2 separate regions of the Homo sapiens genome follow, and region 1 is linked to region 2. The links are chromatin loops, found by intact Hi-C in ENCODE. Cell type or tissue: MCF 10A. All regions are shown on one strand. Each heading gives the region's core, and the rest is flanking DNA. Links, peaks and the distances in the headings are about the cores only. Region 1 has its middle 81 kb from the start of LINC01304. Region 2 overlaps ALLC (allantoicase).

What was found. Peaks named below come from ENCODE experiments on the same cell type or tissue, not always from the same donor. Only the 100,000 strongest peaks of a DNase experiment are listed, where the experiment ranks them.
Region 1: it touches region 2 in a loop (27-fold over the local background); 2 of 110 quality-filtered maps call a loop at or near these places.

What each region holds. Positions count from the first base shown.
Region 1 is chr2:4,050,198-4,059,682 of GRCh38, forward strand. No RefSeq gene overlaps it. Among named protein-coding and RNA genes, the nearest start is that of LINC01304, 81 kb to the left of the region's middle. In MCF 10A, for the core only: CTCF peaks have their summits at 4,074 (motif pointing left) and 4,329; no DNase peak of the experiment used is centred there.
Region 2 is chr2:3,688,668-3,698,152 of GRCh38, forward strand. ALLC (allantoicase) reads left to right here. Exons shown (of 12, transcript NM_018436.4): 8 at 7,050-7,205; 9 at 7,608-7,681; 10 at 8,681-8,789. It also overlaps the pseudogene GAPDHP48. Among named protein-coding and RNA genes, the nearest start is that of DCDC2C, 10 kb to the right of the region's middle. In MCF 10A, for the core only: a CTCF peak has its summit at 3,895 (motif pointing right); no DNase peak of the experiment used is centred there.

The DNA of each region.
Region 1 (9,485 bases), core at 799-8,798, 360 kb after region 2:
GTAGTGCTTAGCAGGACTGTCATCTTGGCTACCAAGAAGCCACTCCCTTGGATGGGAGCAGATGGGAAACTGGGGACCAGAGAATGGGTGGCTTTGCAGCAAGGGGCAGGCAAGTCTGAGTGGGTGTAGACTGGATATTGTTAACATTGAGCTTCATTTTTTACTTCTTTTTTGTGCCCACTTCTGCGAGCTTGGAAGTGATTCTGAAAGTTCCCAGAATTCAGCAGAACATGAATGTGGACAATTTACCTGCTACCTGGTATTCTATCACTAGAGCGTAATTTCATTAAATTTTCAAGAGTCTCTTTGAAATGCATGCTGTTGATCAAATTCCTCATACTATTTTCCATGAAGTTTGAGTGATACCAAAATGGAAGAAAGATTGATGCTTAGAGGGAGAAGGTAAAGTGTTAGGTTCAAGAAGGTGGAAAAACCAGTGCTCCCTGAACACAATCATTTTAGGGAAAGCTGCAAAGGTGTTTATTTAGGACCATCATTCTAGTGTTTCAGCAGCCAATTTGTCAAAGCACATGGCAGAGTAGACTAATGGCCTTCCAGGTCACATCCAATTCTAGGATTCTGAGACTCTGGACATTTGCTTATTGAATTGTTATCATCTTCCCAGACATGAAACAGGCTGTTTTTATAGCCAAAGGAATCTTATGTAGGTTTCACACATCCGCAGCTCTTACAAACTCAGAGAAGCTTCACTGGACAGAGATCGACACTTCTAACACTAGTCCATTTCTTATAAATTGGGGTATCTTCCTGTCTCTCTGGAAATGACTTTTCTCAATAGTTGCATATCTTCTGAGCGATTGGTTTGTTTTTATCTTATTAAGTATGCAAATTGTATAATTGTGACTCACAGAAATATAAAGCTATTTTTTGTCCAACTTTATTAATATAAAACCTTTAGTACATATTTTTATAGGCTTTATAATTAGTCACATTTTATGTCTTTATTCTTCAAAAACAGCAAACGAGCAAAAACTACCAATAGACCACATAGATTTTTTTCTTACGTCTACTAATTTAAGTTACCTTCTTGTATCTTGTAACTAACGTATCTCTTGATAAAAATTATTTGGAAGAAGTCAGTCAATAAAATGTGAGCAAACATTAGACTCGTAGAAGGATGCCACACAGACTATGGTGTCCATTTGAAGTGGTCTTGCAATATTTTTCACCGTAAAGTAAAATCAAGTCCGCAATGATTGCCTTTAAACCTGACCATGCAGCAGAATAATTTGGATAGCACTGAAGTAATTTCTTTATGTATTTGTATTTATTTATCAAAAATCTAGGCTGGGTGTGGTGGCTCATGCCTGTAATCTTAGTACTTTGGAAGGTGGAGGTGGAAGGACCTTTAGGGCCAGGAGTTTGAGACCAGCCTGGTCAACATAGCAAGACCCTGACTTTAAAAAAAAAAATCTAAAAAAAAAATTTGCACATGTACCTGAAAACAAACAGTACCATTGGCTTATGATAAAAAAAAAAAAAAACCCAAAAACCAAAAACCTCTCTTCACTCCTCAGACCAGCTTCCCAGTGATAACTGCATGTAACTCTTGTATTTCTTTTGGTGGTTTCTTTTTTATTTCCATATAATATGGTTTGATTGGTTTTTCTTACTTAATTAAGCTGAAACATACTCAATTGATTTCCTGCTACAGTAGATGACAATTTAGCTCTCTCTGCTTTTATGTCCCTCTTCTAAGCTGCTAAAATAACGCTATTTTACCTAAATCAGAATTTACTCATTGTAATTATATAAATACTATTTGTTGCAAAGTTGCATTGCGAACTAAAATTACATTTCCTTTTCTACATAGTATTTTGCTTTTCTTGGGTTTTCTCAAATTTCTTCACTTGGATGATTTGCTAGCCACAGAGCATTTTTGAGAACCACATTATGTCATCCGGAAATTTTCTCTCTCACAGCCCTCCAGCCTCCTCTCCAATCTGGACTGAGTTCTACCTAGGTCTGCAGCATGGCTAGCTTCAAAGATTCTGCTTTACAGATTAAATAACTTGTGCCTTTTGTTTTCTAGATTTTCTCTATTTCTTTTCTTTGCTTTCTATATTCCATCTTCCTGTCTCTCCTAAGAAATATTTCTTGACCATTTTTGAGTCACTAAATGTCTGATGATGTCTTTCTCAGCCATCATACTCAACTAATAATTTGGCTAGGTTTCAAATTCTAGGCAAAACAAAACATTTTCCTAGAATTCTACAGGTTTTCTACATTATCTTCTCCTTTCAGTGTTGCTGTTGATATATTTAAGCATATATATTAGAGTAACGACTCTAATTCTTGATCCTTTTGTATAGTTTTGTTTTCTGTTTGGAAGCTTTAAGGATTTTTTCTTTGTTTTTGATCTCCTAAAATTTCACATAACTGCACCTACTTACTGTATTTGTGTCTTCTATTGTATTGGGTATATGATAGATCTCTTAGATGGAAAACTTATATCTTAAAGTTTTATAAAGGTTTTTTGTGCATTTTCTTAGATAATTTTCTCAATACCTTTTCCTTTGAACTCTTTTTCTGGTGGTTTATTGGTGTTGATTCTATTGGTCTCTTATCTTTTCTGGTCTATGTTTTTGGCTTCTTTGTGTTTTATTTCTGCTTTTTGAGATATTTGGTTGACTTCATTTCTGACCCTTTTACTGATTATTTTATGGGAGTACCATTTACAAATTTCAGAATTTTTTCTTGTCATATTGCTCTTTTTCTACTTTTTACTTTTTTAAAAATGATACATAATATGTACATATTTATGGGGTACATGTGATATTTTGATATACGCATACAATGTTTAATGATCAAACATTACATGCATGTATCAAAATATCTCATGTACCCCATAATATGTACAAATATGTACAAATATTCTGTCCACCACCTCAAACATTTATCATTTCTTTGTGTTGGGAACATTTTAACTCTCCTCTTCTAGCTATTTTGAAATATATAATAAATTGCTAGCTGCAGTCACTCTACTGAGCTATCGAACACTAGAACTTACTCCTTCTATCTAGCTCTATGTTTGCACCATTAGCCAACCTTTCTTCATCCTCACTCTCCTCCTTCCCAGCAGATTGGTCCTTTTTAAAAGATGCCTGATCCTGGCTTTTTTGTTTCTGTTTGTTTAAATTTTGGATTTGATATCATCTTTTGTCTCTTTGAAGTATATGTTATCAACTTGGAGAGTAATCAGTTATTTCTGTTGTTTTTGTTTTCTTCTACTTCAAACATCATCTTTGTGTCCATTCTTCTATTCATTTAATTTTTTCTTTTTCTATTATTGGTTTCCCTTGAATATTTGAGGATCCTAGCTATTAGTTAATAGTTTAGACCAGGATTGTCAGACGTGTTCTGTAAAAGGCCAGATAGTAAATTGTTTATGCTTTGTGGCTATACTCTCCCTGTCACAACTATTCAACTCTGCTGTTATAGTGAGAATTCAGATATGAACAAAAAAATTGGCATCACTGTGTTTCAATAAAACTTTACTTACAAATGCAGGCTGTGTGCTGGATTTAGCCTGCCATAAATTTGCAAGCCCTAGGTTCAAAGTAGCTGATGGTATTAAAAAAAGCTTTTTGAGACCTGCATGTGCATAGACATGGATGTTTGACCTTGAGGGTGATGGGGGCAGATTCCTGAGGTTTTGCGCAGGGATCCCCAGCTGCCAGTATCTGGAGATCTTTCCTCTAAGCCCTTCTGTTTTTCCACAGAAGAAACCTCTGACGGCCGGCCTGGGTATAGAAGTCGGCCTGTGTTCTGCACACAGGCTGGGGTGAGGGTGCATGTCCTTCCTCAGGGACCTTTTTCCTGTCCGCCTTGCCTCTGGATCCTCTCCATAGAAAACACGGGCTTGCATTACAAAAAAGTGTCTTGGACTCTACCCCAGAACCACTGCATTAAAGTATTGGAGGGTGGAGTTCAGGCATCTTTACTTTTAAAACGTTCTGTAGGTAGTTTTGAGGGCAGACAGAGGGAAGAATTGGCTCTCTGAGGGATGGTTATTTTTCTGGGGTTTTGAATTTACAATTCAGAGAGGTTGCCACCTGCTGGCAAAGACATATTTTCCTAATATTTGAAAGACATTTAATTTTTTTAAAAGTCATCTTATCTTAATTGGAATAATTTATTATAAAATGAGAGAAGACCTTACTAGGGGACACACATCTGTTAACCACTGCTATTTAGAAAATTAGATGCTTGGAAAATTGTTTGACTGATGAGAGAACAAGTCAGGGAGTTGGCACTAGACTTTTAGCTTCAGGATAAAACTTAGTAGAACTATAATCCCAAGGGCCAGAGAAACAACACAGAAATAATTGGCAAAATGAAGTATGACTCAAAGAATGCACAAACTGTACAAAAGCGTGATGTGCAAGACAAACTCTCTGAGTTCAAATTGTTTTCACACAGGCTGCTTGAGGGTCTGTATTTTCCAAGATGAGACAGCAAGCAAACATTTCACAGCAACAGAGCGTGGCTTCATGTGTTCCAAATGCTACAATAACCTCGATCACCTCAGACCATACTGAATTGACTTCTGCCTAACACTACCCTAGTCCAGCCCTGCACGCCCTATAAGCCCCCTCACCTCATTTTCCCCTTCTGAGATGCTACCGAAACTCTTCCTCAGTGGCGATAGATGAACTGAGCTTTGTGTAATCACCAGGTCTCTGTGGTCCGCCTTGCACGGAAGCACTGGCAGTCAGGAAGCAGTGGCTGTCGCAGCACCTGCCACTCAAGAAGCTGATGGTGAAAAGCAAAACAAGGGGGTCCAGATGCTGCCCGACCCCAGCACTCAGCCACAGGAGGGGTGTCCTCAGCCTGCCTTCTATGTTCTAGCTTCGTCCAAGTGAGTCTCATTGGCAGAAATGAAACTGCGTCCAAACCTTGGCGGCAAGCAGTCTTGGACTTCTAGGTTTGAACTTTCTTGTCCCTAGGATAGGAGGGAAAGGAGGAGGGGGTGGAGAGGAAGTAGAAGCCAGCGATAATAGATAACATGTAGCACAGGCAATGTACACAAATCTTCTAAAAATAAGAGACACCTGGAGGTGATGTTGTAGTGGAAACATTGGTGACCTAGAGATAGAAGACCCGAACTTGGCACCTTATTAATTATAACCTCGGGAAAATTCACTTTACCTTAAGGTATTAAATTTTCCCTCTGTGTGTTGGTTATAATATTTATTTTCCAAACTTTTTTATGAGGATTGGATGACCTCGATTCAAAATGTGTAAAATGTCTACACTCGTTGAAATGCATTAGAGGCTTCAAAGACAGAAATAATAGGAGTTTAACATAACACAATACATTCTCCATTACCAAACTGTAAACAAATAACAGACATTACTGGTATCACACACACTATGGAAAAGATAAGGAGCTGGCTCAGGGCTAGCTGCACTTTTCCCATGGACTACAGCTTCTGGCTTCCTTTCTGTGAAAGCAGGGAAGCATTCCCTTGTCGTTAATTACTCTACATCGTATCATCTGACTTTCTCATAGGGCTGGCATCCTCAACGCAAGGGACTTTGTTTCCTTTAAAAAAATTGTCATTCTGCCGATCACATTACACATTTTAAACAATACAATAAAATCACTTTTAAGCAGATATACACATTCATTTCCTGAAAAGCTCAGGCATAGTATATGTATAGTATTACTTCATGATTAATATTGATGAGAAGGTTGCGATGTCCAAGGAGAAAGAAAATGCACGATTTCTGCCTCTTAGATGCCTGTTCATTTCTCACCACAGCTTATCTGGGAAAAATAATTTCTGCCGTGTGGTTAGGCTTTAGGCTCTATCTTACACTTTAATGGTATAGGTGAAATATTTAGCTTCGAAGCTCGATGTAATTTAAACAATTATTTTCACTACTTGTGCATGGTCCAGAGAAGCCAACAGTTATCTAGAAAGGGCTTTAGATTGAGAAATCACTTGATTTTACCATGTTTCCAGTCTAGAATTAAGACTTCATTCAGCAAAGTTTCTTCCGTCTATCTCACATATTTTGATTGTTGATGACACTTTCATTTATTACTCATTAAAATTTTCTGTGAATTATGAGAATGTATGATTGCAAATTCCTCCTTCTTCAAAGTAAATGGAAGCAGGATTCTCTGAAATGCCAGAACTCATAACTGGAAGTAGCCCAATAGATTAAGAGAACAATGCCACAGAATTGTCATTTTCTTAAAGTCTATCTGATAACTGGTCAAGGTCAAGATTGTGCGTGCATGTGTGTGTGCGTGCATGTGTGTGTATGCATATGTGTGTGCACTTCCCTTCTAAGAGATGATGCCTATGGATTCTGTTAAAATGTCTTCCGTTTGCATTTTAAATAGATTTCTTTTCAGTTCAATATTTTCTTATTCTTTTTAAAACTTTTTTTAAAAACATCTTCCCTACTCTAAAGTGAGCTTTGCTTCATGAAGAGTCTCTCGTATGCTTATCTATATATCCTTATCTCTATCTAGATTATCTGCTTCTGTAATCTCTAGTCATCATCTGTTGAATATAATTGAATATATATGTCGTGATGGTTAATACTGAGTTTCAACTTGATTGGATTGAAGGGGTGCAAAATATTGATTCTGGGTGTGTCTGTGTGGGTGTTGCCAAAGGAGATTAACATTTGAGTCAGCAGGCTGGGAAAGGCAGACCCACCCTTAATCTGGGTGGGCACCATCTAATCAGCTGCCAGTGCATATAAAGCAGGCAGAAAAACGTGAAAAGGCTAGACTGGTTAGCCTCCCAGCCTACATGTTTCTCCCATCCTGGATGCTTCCTGCCCTTGAACATTAGACTCCAAGTTCTTCAGTTTTGGGACTCGGACTAGCTTCCTTGCTCCTCAGCTTACAGACAACCTATCTTGGGACTTTGTGACCATGTCAGTTAATACTACTTAATAAGCTCCCCTTTATATATCTATATCCTATTGGTTCTATCCCTCTAGAGAACCCTGACTAATACAGATTTTGGTACCAGGAGTGGTGGTAGAGGAACAGAATATTAAGGATGGAGTTATTTTAGTTGGTTTTGTGATTTCTGCAGCTGGCTGCTTAGTATGATTAGACCTCAAAATGCTAAGGATTCTACTGCTAATGGTATGCAGAACACTGAGAATCCTTGGTATGAATGGTTCAGAGAGTTACACAAAATAAATGCATTTGACACTCCTGATTCATTGCTCGTGAGAGGCAAGGAGTTTGTTGACTCTATACATAACACCTTTGACCATATGTGGAGAACCCAGGAACATAATGAAGCTGGTTGGTTCCTCCTAAGTTCACTGGACAAAGTGATGAAAGAAAATGATGAACTCAGAGATTCTAACTCCTGCCTTCAGAAGCAGATACTGAGCCTCAAATCTAAGATTGCCCTGAGTCAGAGTCTTATTTCCTGTAGAGAAAGAGCTGACATTGTGGCAAATCAAACAGAAGCTCTTATCATGTGAGTGGCTAAACTGCAACTTAACGTGCATGCACAGCCTCACCAAGTGTCTACTGTTAAAGTGAGGGCATTGATTGGAAAAGAATGAGGCCCTGAAACTTGGAATGGGGACATGTGGGAGGACCCTGATGAAGCTGGGACACTGAGCTTATAAACTCCGATGAACCTTTCTTGCCAGAAGAAACAGCTTCCCCATCCCCTGTAGTGGCAACATCCCCTCCCTGACTCATGCTGCCATCAGCCTTCCCACTTTTGTCTGAGGAGATAAACCCTGTGCTACCTGAGGCAACAGTGATGGCCACCCCGAGGCAATTGCTAGGCAAGATAATGTTGATTCTCCTCAGGAACCAACCCCAACACCCTTGTTTGCTTCTAGACCTGTAACTTGACTAACGTCTTGGCAGGCCCCTAGAGGTGAGGGTGAGAGTGTGATCCATGAGGAGGTGTGTGACACTTGAAAAGAACTGCTCGATGTTTGTAATTTATATAAACAGAAATCTGGAGAACAGGCATGGGAATGGATATTAAGGGTGTGAGATAATGTTGGAAGGAACATAGAGTTGGGTCAGGCTGAATTTATTGATTTGGGCCCTCTAAGTAGGGATTCTGCATTTAATCTTGCAGCTCAGGGAGTTACACAAGGTTCTAATAGTTTATTTGCTTGGTTAGCTGAAACATGGATTAAAAGATGGCCTACTGTGAGTGAGCTGGAAATGCCTGCTCTCCACTGGTTTAATGTAGAGGAAGGGATGCAAAGGCTTAGGGAGATTGGGATGGTGAAGTGGATTAGCCACTGTAGACCTACTTATCCCCGTTGGAGGGTCCAGAAGATATACCTCGACCAATGCTTTGTGAAATAGATTTGTGAGGGTAGCACCTGCATTTTTGAAGAGCCCTGTAATTGTTCTTCTCTGTAGATCAGATCTAGCAGTGGAAACCACAGTCATTCAACTACAAAATTTAAATACAATGGGAACAATTGTATCCCGAGGTGGTAGGGGCCAAGCAGTGTCAAAGGCAAGGTGGGCATAGCTACTGTAATGGACAGCAGAGGCAAAGCAGCAATCAGAAGAGTCTCTGGCATTGGCTAATTAATCACAGTCTTCCTAGAAGTGAAATTGTTAGGAAGCCTACTGCATTCCTACTTAATTTATAAAAGCAGAAAATGTCCTGGTCAAATGGACAAAAGACAAATTTGAATTAGAAAAACAGAGTATGACAGACCCTCAATCAATTTCCAGACTTGAGCCAGTTTACAGACACAAAACCCCTTGAATGAAGGTGAGACTAGGTCCTTCCTCAAGGGGACATTTGATTTGCCACAGTTTCAAGGTCCTGACAATTTACACGTTAATCTTTCTCCCATCCTTCCCCAAGGAGACCTCCGGCCTTTTACCAGGGTAACTGTACACTGGGGAAGGGGAAATAATCAGACATTTTAGGGACTAATGGACACTGGCTCTGAACTGAGGTTGATTCCAGGAATCCAAAACGTCATTGTGGTCCTCCAGTTAAAGAAGGTCATGTAATTAATGAAAGCTCAGGTCTGACTTACAGTGGGTCCAGTGGGTGCCTGGACTCATCCTGTGGTTATTTCCCCAGTGCCAGATGTGTAATTATCAGAGATATACTTAGCAGCTGGCAGAACCCCCATGTTGGCTCCATGACTGGGAGGGTGAGGGCTGCTATGATGGGAAAGGCCAAATGGAAGCCATTAGAGCTGCCTTTACTTAGAAAAATAGTAAATAAAAAACAATATCATATCCCTGGAGGAACTGTGGAGATTAGTGCCACCATCAAAGACTTGAAAGACCCAGGGGTGGTGATTTCCACTACATCCCCATTCAACTCTCCTATTTGGCCTGTGCAGAAGACAGGTGGATCTCGAAGAATGTTGGTGGATTATCATAAGCTTGACTAAGTGGTGACTCCAATTGCAGCTGCTGTACCAGATATGGTTTCATTGCTTGAGCAAATGAACTCATCTCCTGGTACCTG
Region 2 (9,485 bases), core at 495-8,494:
TCTCCATGGTAATGGAGATTCTAGTGGGCTCAACAACATAATCAGCACCGCTGTCATTTCACTCGATTTTGGGGGGGATCTTGCTCCTGGAAGATAATGATGGGATTTCCATTGATGTCAGTCTTCTCATTCTGAGCCTTGATGATACTGTGGAACTTGCCATGGGTGGAAGCCTACTGGAACATGTAGGCCAGGTAGTTGAGGTCAATGAAGGCATCATTGATGATGACAATATCCACTTTGCCAGAGCTAAAAGCAGCCTTGGTGACCAGGTGCTTAATGTGGCCAAATTTGTTTACTCTGGCCTTCATTTTCACCTTGTTGCCTCAGGAACCCAGCTGGCACTGCATAAAAATATGCAGGTGTCTGTCAAATGGAAAAGAGAAGAGAGCCAGTCTCATTTTTTATGTATCCTTCTCTATTTCTGATTTTTTGGGGTCTTTTCTCTTTGTAATTAGTCTAGCTAAAGGTCCATCACTTTTGTTTCTTTTTAAAAAAACAAGTTTTTTGTTTTGTTGATCCTCTGTATTATTTTAGTTGCCATTTATTTATCCTCTGATCTTTATTTTTTTCTTCTACTAGTAATTTTGGGATTGGTTTATACTTGCTTTTCTAGTTTATTGAGATGCATTGTTATATTAATTTGAAGTCTTTCTACTTCTTTGGTATAGGTATTTATTGCTATAAACTTCCCTCTTAGTACTGCCTTTGTTGTATCCCATATATTTTTGTATGTTGTATTTCCATTTTCATTTGTTTCAAGCATTTTTAAAATTTCCTTCTTAATTACTGACCCATTTGTTGTTCAGGAGCATGTTGTTTAATTTACATGTGTTTGTGTATTTTCCAATGTGTCTCTTATTATTGATTTCTAGTTTTATTCCATTATGGTCAGAAAAGATACTTGATATGATTTCTACTTTTTTGAATTTGTTTAGACTTGCTTTATGGCCCAAGACATGGCCTATTCTAGAGAATGTTCCATGTGCTGATGAAAAGAATGCATATTCTGCAGCAGTTGGGTAAAATGTTCTGTAATGTCAGTTAGGGCCATTAGATCTAGTGTGTAGTTCAACTTCACTATTTCTTTGTTGATTTTCTGTCTGGACGATTTGTCCATTACTGAAAGTGAGGTGTTGAAGTCCCCTACTATTATTGTATTGCAGTCTATTTATCCCTTTAGATCTATTAATGTTTGCTTTATATAAGACTTGAAAGCTCTGGTGTTGGACACATAGATATTCATAATTGACCCATTTATCATTATACAGTGTCTTGTCTTTTTTTTTTTTTAACAGTCTTTGATTTGTAGTCTATTTTATCTGATATAAGTGTAGCTACTCCTGCTCTTTTTTGGCCTCTGGTTGCATGAGATATCTTTTTCCATCCTTTCACTGTCAGCCTATTTGTGTCTTTATAGGTCAAGTGGGTTTCTTGTAGGCAGCATATAGTTGGGCCTTGTTTCTTAGTCCATTAAGCAACAGTATACCTTTTATTTGGAACATTGAGTCCATTTACATTCAGTATTGTCATCAGTAAGAGCTTACTGTCATTTTGTTGCTTGTTTTCTGATCCCCTCCCCTTCCCTTCCCTTCCCTCCCCCCTCCCCTCCCCCTCCCCCTCCCCTCCCCCCTCCCCTCCCCCTCCCCTCCCCCCTCCCCTCCCCCCTCCCCTCCCCCCTCCCCTCCCCTCCCCCTCCCCTCCCCTCCCCTCCCCTCCCCCCTCCCCTCCCCTCCCCCCTCCCCTCCCCTCCCCCTTCCCCTCCCCCCCTCCCCTCCCCTCCCCTCCCCTCCCTTTCCTTTCCTTTTCTTTCTTTCTGCCTTAGTGGTTAACTAATTTTCTCTGATAGTATGTTTTAATTGACTTTTATTTTTAGCAAATCTATTATAGGTTTTTGCACTGTGGTTACCATGAGGCTTATAAAAACATCTTATAACAAGTTATTTTAAAGAGATGTCAACTCATCTTAGATCACAAAGAAAAAAATAGAAATAAACAAAGAAAAACAAAAAAAAACTCTACATTTTTAACTTTATCCCTCCTCCCACATTTTGACTTCATGTTGTCTCAATTTGCATGTTTTTATATTGCCTATCTTTTAACACCTGTTAAAGATATCAACAAAAAGATTATTATTTTTGATAGATTTGTCTTTTGGACTTCATACTAGAGTTATGAGTGAATTACACACTATAATTACAGTGTTGGAGTATTCTGAGTTCGTTAATGCACTTAATTTTACTAGTGGGTTTTATAAATTCAAATGTTTTCTTTTTGCACATTAGTGTTTTTTTTTTTTCAAATGGAAGAACTTTAGCATTTCATTTAAGACTGGTGGTGGTGAATTCTCTCAGCTCTTGTTTATCCAGGAAAGATTTTCTCTCTCTTTCATATTTGAAAGATAGCTTTTCTAGATACAATATTCTTGGATGGCAGTATTTTTTTCTTTCAGCACTTTAAAATGTCATCCCACTTCTTTTTGGCCTGTATGGTTATCATTGAGAAGTCTGTTGTCAGATGAATTGAAGCTTCTTTATGTTATTTGCTTCTTTTCTCTTGCTGCTTTTAGGATATTTTTATCCTTGACTTTTTTTTTTTTTCTTGAGACAGGGTCTCACTTTGTCACCCAGGCTGGAGTCCAGTGGTGCAATCACAGGTCACTGCAGCTTCAACCTCCTTTGGCTCAGATGATTCTCCCACATCAGCATCCCAAGTAGCTGGGACCACTGGTGCACACCACCATGCCTGGCTAATTTTTGTATTTGTTTTTTTTTTTGTAGAAATGGGGTTTTACCATGTTGCCCAGGCTGGTCTCAAAATCCTGGGCTCAAGCAATCCACCCACCTTGACCTCCCAAAGTGCTGGAATTATAGGCATGAGCCATCATACCCAGCCTGTCCTTGACCTTTAGGATTTTTTATATGCCTTGGAGTAGTCTTATTTGGATACAATCCATTTCTTTGAGCTTTCTGTACCAGGATATTTATGTCTTTATCAAGTTTTGAAAAGTTTTCTATTATTTCTTTGAATAAGCTTTCTACCCCTTGCTCTTGCTCAACTCCCTCCTCAACACCAATAATTCTTAGATTTGATCTTTTGAGGTAATATTTTATATCTTGTAAGCAATCTTTATTCCTTTTCATTTTTTTCTCCTCTGTGTATTTTTAAATAGCCCATTTTGAGCTCACTGATTCTTTCCTCTGCTTGCTTCATTCTATTCTTAAGAGCCTCTAATGAATTTTTTGGTTCAGCAAATACGTTTTTCCATTCAAAGTTTTCTGTTTGATTTTAAAAAATTATTGAAATTTTGTTAAATTTCTCTGATAAACTTCTAAGCTGCTTTTGTGTGTTATCTTTGAGGTCACTGAGTTTCCTTAAAACTGCTATTTTGAATTATTGATCACAGAGTTCATATATCACTGTCTTATTATGATCAGTCACTGGTTCCTTGCTTTGTCCATTTGGGGATGTCATAGTTCTTTGCTGTTGTTTCTTATGGGTATACATCTATGCCTGTGCATTGAAGCATTAGTTATTTATTCCAGTCTTTTCTTTCTGGGTTGTTTCAGTTTTTGTTGAATATATTTGCTTAGATGTAGGGAGTGTCCAATATTTTAGCTTCCCTGGGCCACATTGGAAGAGGAAGAATTGTCTTGGGCCACACATAAAATGCCCTAACACTAACGATAGCTGATGAGCCAAAAAAATTTTGCAAAACAATCTCATACTGTTTTAAGAAAGTTTATGGATTTGTGTTGGGCCACATTCAAAGCCACCATGGGCTTCATAAGACCCACTGCCCATGTGTTGGACAAGCTTAGCTTAGAGAATCATTATAAATTTCCTGTTGATTTTATTTCCTGCTAGGTAGCTGCCTACTTTTCAGCACTAGATGGCACCTTAAGTCCAGGATTGCTTCATTTGTAGTAAGCAATCAAATTACTGCCCATCAGAATAGGGGAGGTCCCAGGGAGCATATTCTAGTGGTGTGGGAAGGTTAGCTAGGTGTTTGTCTCTAGGGGACCTGTGGAACAAACCTCCTACAACATGGTGTTGCTGAACAGCAACTCTGATTTGGTGTTTCCTCTGGCTGAGTTACAGGGTTTGCAGGGCTGGGGATGTCTCACCCTCAGTGTGAAGCCTCCACCTTATGGATCATGAGAATGGGTCACTGTGGCCCCAATATCTCAAGGTAGGACCCTGTCCCATGAGTCAGGGCTGGGTCAAATAAAGGAGCCCCCGCCTCTCAACCACACTCACCCAGGGCTTAGCCTCAGTAACAGGCATATAGGGGCAGGATGAGAAGCCCTGATGTCCTGCCTCTCCTGGGAAGACAGCCCTGCAACCATGGGCTGCACTTGTTTGCAGTCTCCACTTTGCTGATCTGGGAGAGGGTGTGCAGGTGAGGTCTTGGTTCAAATACCGCAGACTCTCACTGTTCTTACTGAATTTTAGCAGATATTCTTGAATAGATGTTGCTGAATTTTCCGTATGCCCTTAGGACCATTTCCAGAGACCTGAAGTGTTTTCCCATCCCTCAACCCCCCTAAATTTTACCAGCTCCACTGAGGAACAGGACAGCAAAGCTCTCCTGCTGTCATGCCAGAAGTGGTTCTCTGGAACCTTATTTTAGATGCAATGTTTCTCTGGTTATGATGCTTTAAAGTGAGACATGAAAATGGAAAGATCTAAACACGTTTACTAATATTAATTACTCACTGAAATAATCTATTCTAAAAACAGTGCAAGAAAATGAATGAGCAAAGCTTACAAGAGAGTCAGACCTTTTCCCCACTTGTTAATTTAACATACACTGTGGAATAACTACTTTGAGCTACAGACTGAGCATTGGCCATAAAATCATTTTCCTGACAATGTGTAGGGCAGAACCAACAGAGTGTATGCTTCATGAAGAAAGGGCTGTGAGTCCAGATTGTCATTTTTGTACACCTGACACTTAGCACAGCATGGGGAACACAGGAGAAGCTCCATAACTATTTGTTGTTAGATTTGACAGAGTCCTTGTCCTTATGAAGTGAATAACCCAGTGGGAGACAGATAAGAAAAATAACTTTGGAAAGAGGCCGAGGTGGGCAGATCACCTGAGGTCAGGAGTTCAAGACCAGCCTGGCCAACATGGGGAAACCTTGTCTCTACTAAAAATACAAAAATTAGCCAGGTGTGGTGGCGGGTGCCTGTAATCCCGGCTAGTTGGGAGGCTGAGGCAGCAGAATCGCCTGAACCCGGGAGGCGGAGGTTGCAGTGAGCCGAGATCGTGCCACTGCATTCCAGCCTGGGCAACCAGAGTGAGACTCTGTCTCAAAAAGAAAACAAAAGAAAAAAAACAAAAAACTGCAAAATAGTGATACATACAACAAAAGTATTTTGGTAGAGCCATAAACATTTCTATTTGACTATTTCTGATCCACCAAAATAGCAACTTTATATGTCCAACCCAATTTGTACAGGATTCACGAGTTGAGGGAGGGTCTAAAATAGTTTCTGAGTGGAAGCCCTGCTTTTCTGGGTTGAATATGAAGGGTCCCTAAGCACATGAAAGCTCTTTCCTAATTGGTCAGCATTGATGGCCTGAAGAGGAGAGATGGGCAATGCCTGCATGCAGATTTCATGTCCCAGCTCTTACTGGCATCTTTAATTGCTCCATGAGGATTCCACCTGGGATCCAGGTGTAAAGGGAAAGGAAGCTGGGGAAACCTGGCTGATGTTACAGGGACACACTGGGTGGGAATGGGTTGGTTTAAATGAGATGTACTCAGAGGATGAAGAGTCATTTCTGGGATTCCTTGGCAGCTGTGACTAAAAGCAAGTTTGGATATTAACTCTGTAAAGAAGAATCTTATTTTTTAAAATGTGAAATCGACTTCACTTTCAACAGACGAATATCTTCTATGCCATTAAAGCCAATTATAATATTTAATGAACTAGAATGGCAGTGATATTACTCTCATAACCCGGCTCCTGCTGAATGACTCCCTCTAGGATATTTTCTAGGGTTTTATGCCAATGAAGTTTTTGGTTTTATTTGTTGTAAATAGCAAGACTTCCATTGTTTTACCAAAAAATTTTCAGATCACTCATTTTCACTAAATTTGTAAAATAAAAACATATAGGGCATGTTTTAGTACAATATTTTGATTAAATTAATTTTCTATATTAAAAATGCTTGGTTTCCACCTTCTAGCAATTAATATTCGAAGAAACAAAACATTCGTTCTACTAGAATCAGATGCTGTGAGTTGATTTTGGTAGCTATTTGCTGCTCTGCAGACCTAATTTCAGGCTGCTGTGGTTCTCAGCAGCAATTTGATTTTGTGAATATTATCTTTTGTATTCTGAATCACATTGCTAAGCAGGGTGGTGTTGTAAAAATAAAAACATAAGGTTCTCTTGTCTGAGTCTGTGTGGGAGTCAGCGATGCTTATTTCTAGCACGAAACATTATCTGTATGGTGAATTTCCCGAATGCTGTTTGACCTTGGAGTTGTTCATTTAATGAAAAAAACTTCAATGCCTACTATGTGCCCAGACCTCTTCTAGGTAGAGACGATACAAGAGTGGTACAGAAGTGAACAACACAGGTAAGTGGTCTGGCCTACAAGGATTTCGCATTCTGGGTATTGGAGACTGATTTTAGCAGGAACTTAAAAAGATAATTTCAGGCTGTGATTAGAGCTCTGGAGTAAATAACAAAGAGATATGATAAAATGTAACCTGGGGAGTCAGGCAGTGGCTGAATGGAGGAGGGAGGAGACAACTTCAGAGCATGAGAGGGAAGACTTTTCTGAGGCCATGCCTTTAAGGTGAGGAACATAAGTAATCTTTTGGAGAGCTGGGAAAGTTGTTCTGGTACAGGGTAATATCAAGTGCAAAGGCCCTGGGGCAGTGGGCTTGTTGTATTTGAGAAACAGCAGGTGGGTGTGGCCAAAGCCTACCAAGAGATGACACTGGAGAAGACAGGAGGGTCCTGTAGTGTATGATACACAAGCAGCCATTTTTACAAACAATAACTAAGGCACCTTTCCTTTTCAGATGGTGGAATTGCACGACTTAGAGTATTCGGTACTGGACAAAAAGACTGGACTGCAACTGACCCCAAAGAACCTGCAGACCTAGTGGCCATCGCTTTTGGGGGTGTCTGTGTAGGATTTAGTAATGCTAAGTTTGGGCACCCAAACAATATAATAGGTAAGATGATATTCTTGGAGCTGGCTTATTTAGGAAGTCTGGGTACCGGCATTAAATACCCCAATATGGTCAGAGTGATTTAAAAGGAAAGGCACATCTCAAAGCACAGCAGTGGATGAGATTAATCTTCCATGTGTAGGATTTGATGCCTTTATGACATGAAATAAGTCAACATTACCAATTTTTCTACCTAATTTTGGCCTAAGTAGCTGCTTTAAAAGGAAAAGTAAAATTTAACTAACCCTATGATTGTTTGTGAATTTACTGAAACATTAACTTTAATGAAAATAACTTATGTAGCAATGCTCAGATGCATAAGATCTGTAATTTAATTACAGCAATGTATTCATCCTCATAGTTAAAATCATGCAGTTTACCATTCAACAATGTTATTTTCTGTAGGAGTTGGCGGGGCAAAGTCTATGGCGGATGGTTGGGAAACTGCAAGAAGGCTGGACCGGCCACCAATATTAGAAGTAAGAAGTTAAAAATAACTATGGTTTAAAGTTTTTCTTAAAAGTATTTTTTGGAACTTTTTCTTTTAAATAAACTTTTGCACATTTTAGAAACCTCATATGCATTGTTCTAAATGCTAATTACTATGATTTATATTTTCCAAATTTCCCACTGTTTTCATAATATCAGGGCAGAGACTCAGAAGCCCAAACATACTGGTCATTGCCAGCTACGCCAATGCATTTTTGGAACATTCCTCTGTTTCTTCAATAAAGAAACAAAAGGAGCTGCGATTTAATAATACAAAAGTTATGAATAAATGTGTTGGGAGATCTGGGGAAGAACCACTAGTTTAGCAATGTTTGATATCTGTGTATCTCAGGATTACACCACTTATGTGAACTTGTGATGGACAGGGCGCTCTAGAGTCCATGCAGCTGTTTAATTTGGCCAGTAACTAATTTGAGATAGAGAAACCAAGATGAAGTGAAACAAAAAATACAATGCCTTTCAATTTGCAAATCCCACCAAAAACTTGGTCAGAAAAGTGCCCTCCCCTTCCTAAGTTAGATTTCATGTCACCTGATGCTTTGAGATATCAATGAACAGACTCTCCGTTCTCAAAACTAAGGTTTGAACGCACATCATGTATCAGTATAGGTTTGACCAACAAAATATGTACCTTAAAAGGTCAAAACAAACTAATTAGAGGAACTATGGACTGGAATAGACGAAGATTGCTGCACGTATAACATTTTGCAGGGATCTATAATTGACATAGAAATTTAGAAAAACGTATCTGGGACCCAATGAACTCACAAATTGGCAAGAGACATTTAAGAAATGATAGCAAAGAGGCAATTTACATGAAAGTGATTTACACATCAGGCCACAGGAAACACTCTTCTATAGTAAGAAATAAAAGAAACACGTCAACCTTTTTCACCTGTTGGTTTTCGGGACTGGTTTCTTGAATGACTCCAAGTTCGTTTACCATTTTCTTCTCTTCTGAATTCCAGAATGATGAGAATGGCATTCTCTTGGTTCCGGGTTGTGAATGGGCAGTTTTCCGATTGGCACATCCTGGAGTAATAACTCGAATTGAAATTGACACAAAATATTTTGAAGGTAAATGCAAAGCCATAAAGAAGTACCCTATAATTGGTTTGTTTATTCTAAAGACTGAGTTCTATGGAAGTGGGACTGAGGACACTGGACTTTCGGTGTGGATTCCCCGTTTAAGCTGTGTAATTTTGAGCATGCTACTTTAACCCTTAGAACTCTGTCTGTCTGTCTATCTATCTATCTATCTATCTATCTATCTATCTATCTATCTATCTTTTATTTATTTTTTTGAGATGGAGTCTTGCTGTGTCGCCCAGCCTGGAGTGCAGTGGCGCAATCTCAGCTCACTGCAACCTCCACCTCCAGGGTCCAAGCGATTCTCCTGCCTCAGCCTCCCGAGTAGCTGGGATTACAGGCATCCTAGACAATACCCAGCTAATTTTGTATTTTTAGTAGAGATGGGTTTTTGCCATGTTGGCCAGGCTGGTCTCGAACTCCTGACCTCAGGTGATTCACCCGTCGCAGCCTCCCAAAGTGCTGGGATTACAGGCCTGAGCCACTGCGCCCGACCCTTATTTATTTATTTTTGAGATGGAGTCTTGCTTTGTCACCCAGGTTGGAGTGCAGTGGCATGATCTTGGCTCACTGCAACCTCTGCCTCCTGGGTTCAAGCGATTCTTCCTGCCTCTGCCTCCTGAGTAGCTGGGATTACAGGTGCCCGCCATCATGCCTGGCTAATTTTTGTATTGTTAGTAGAGA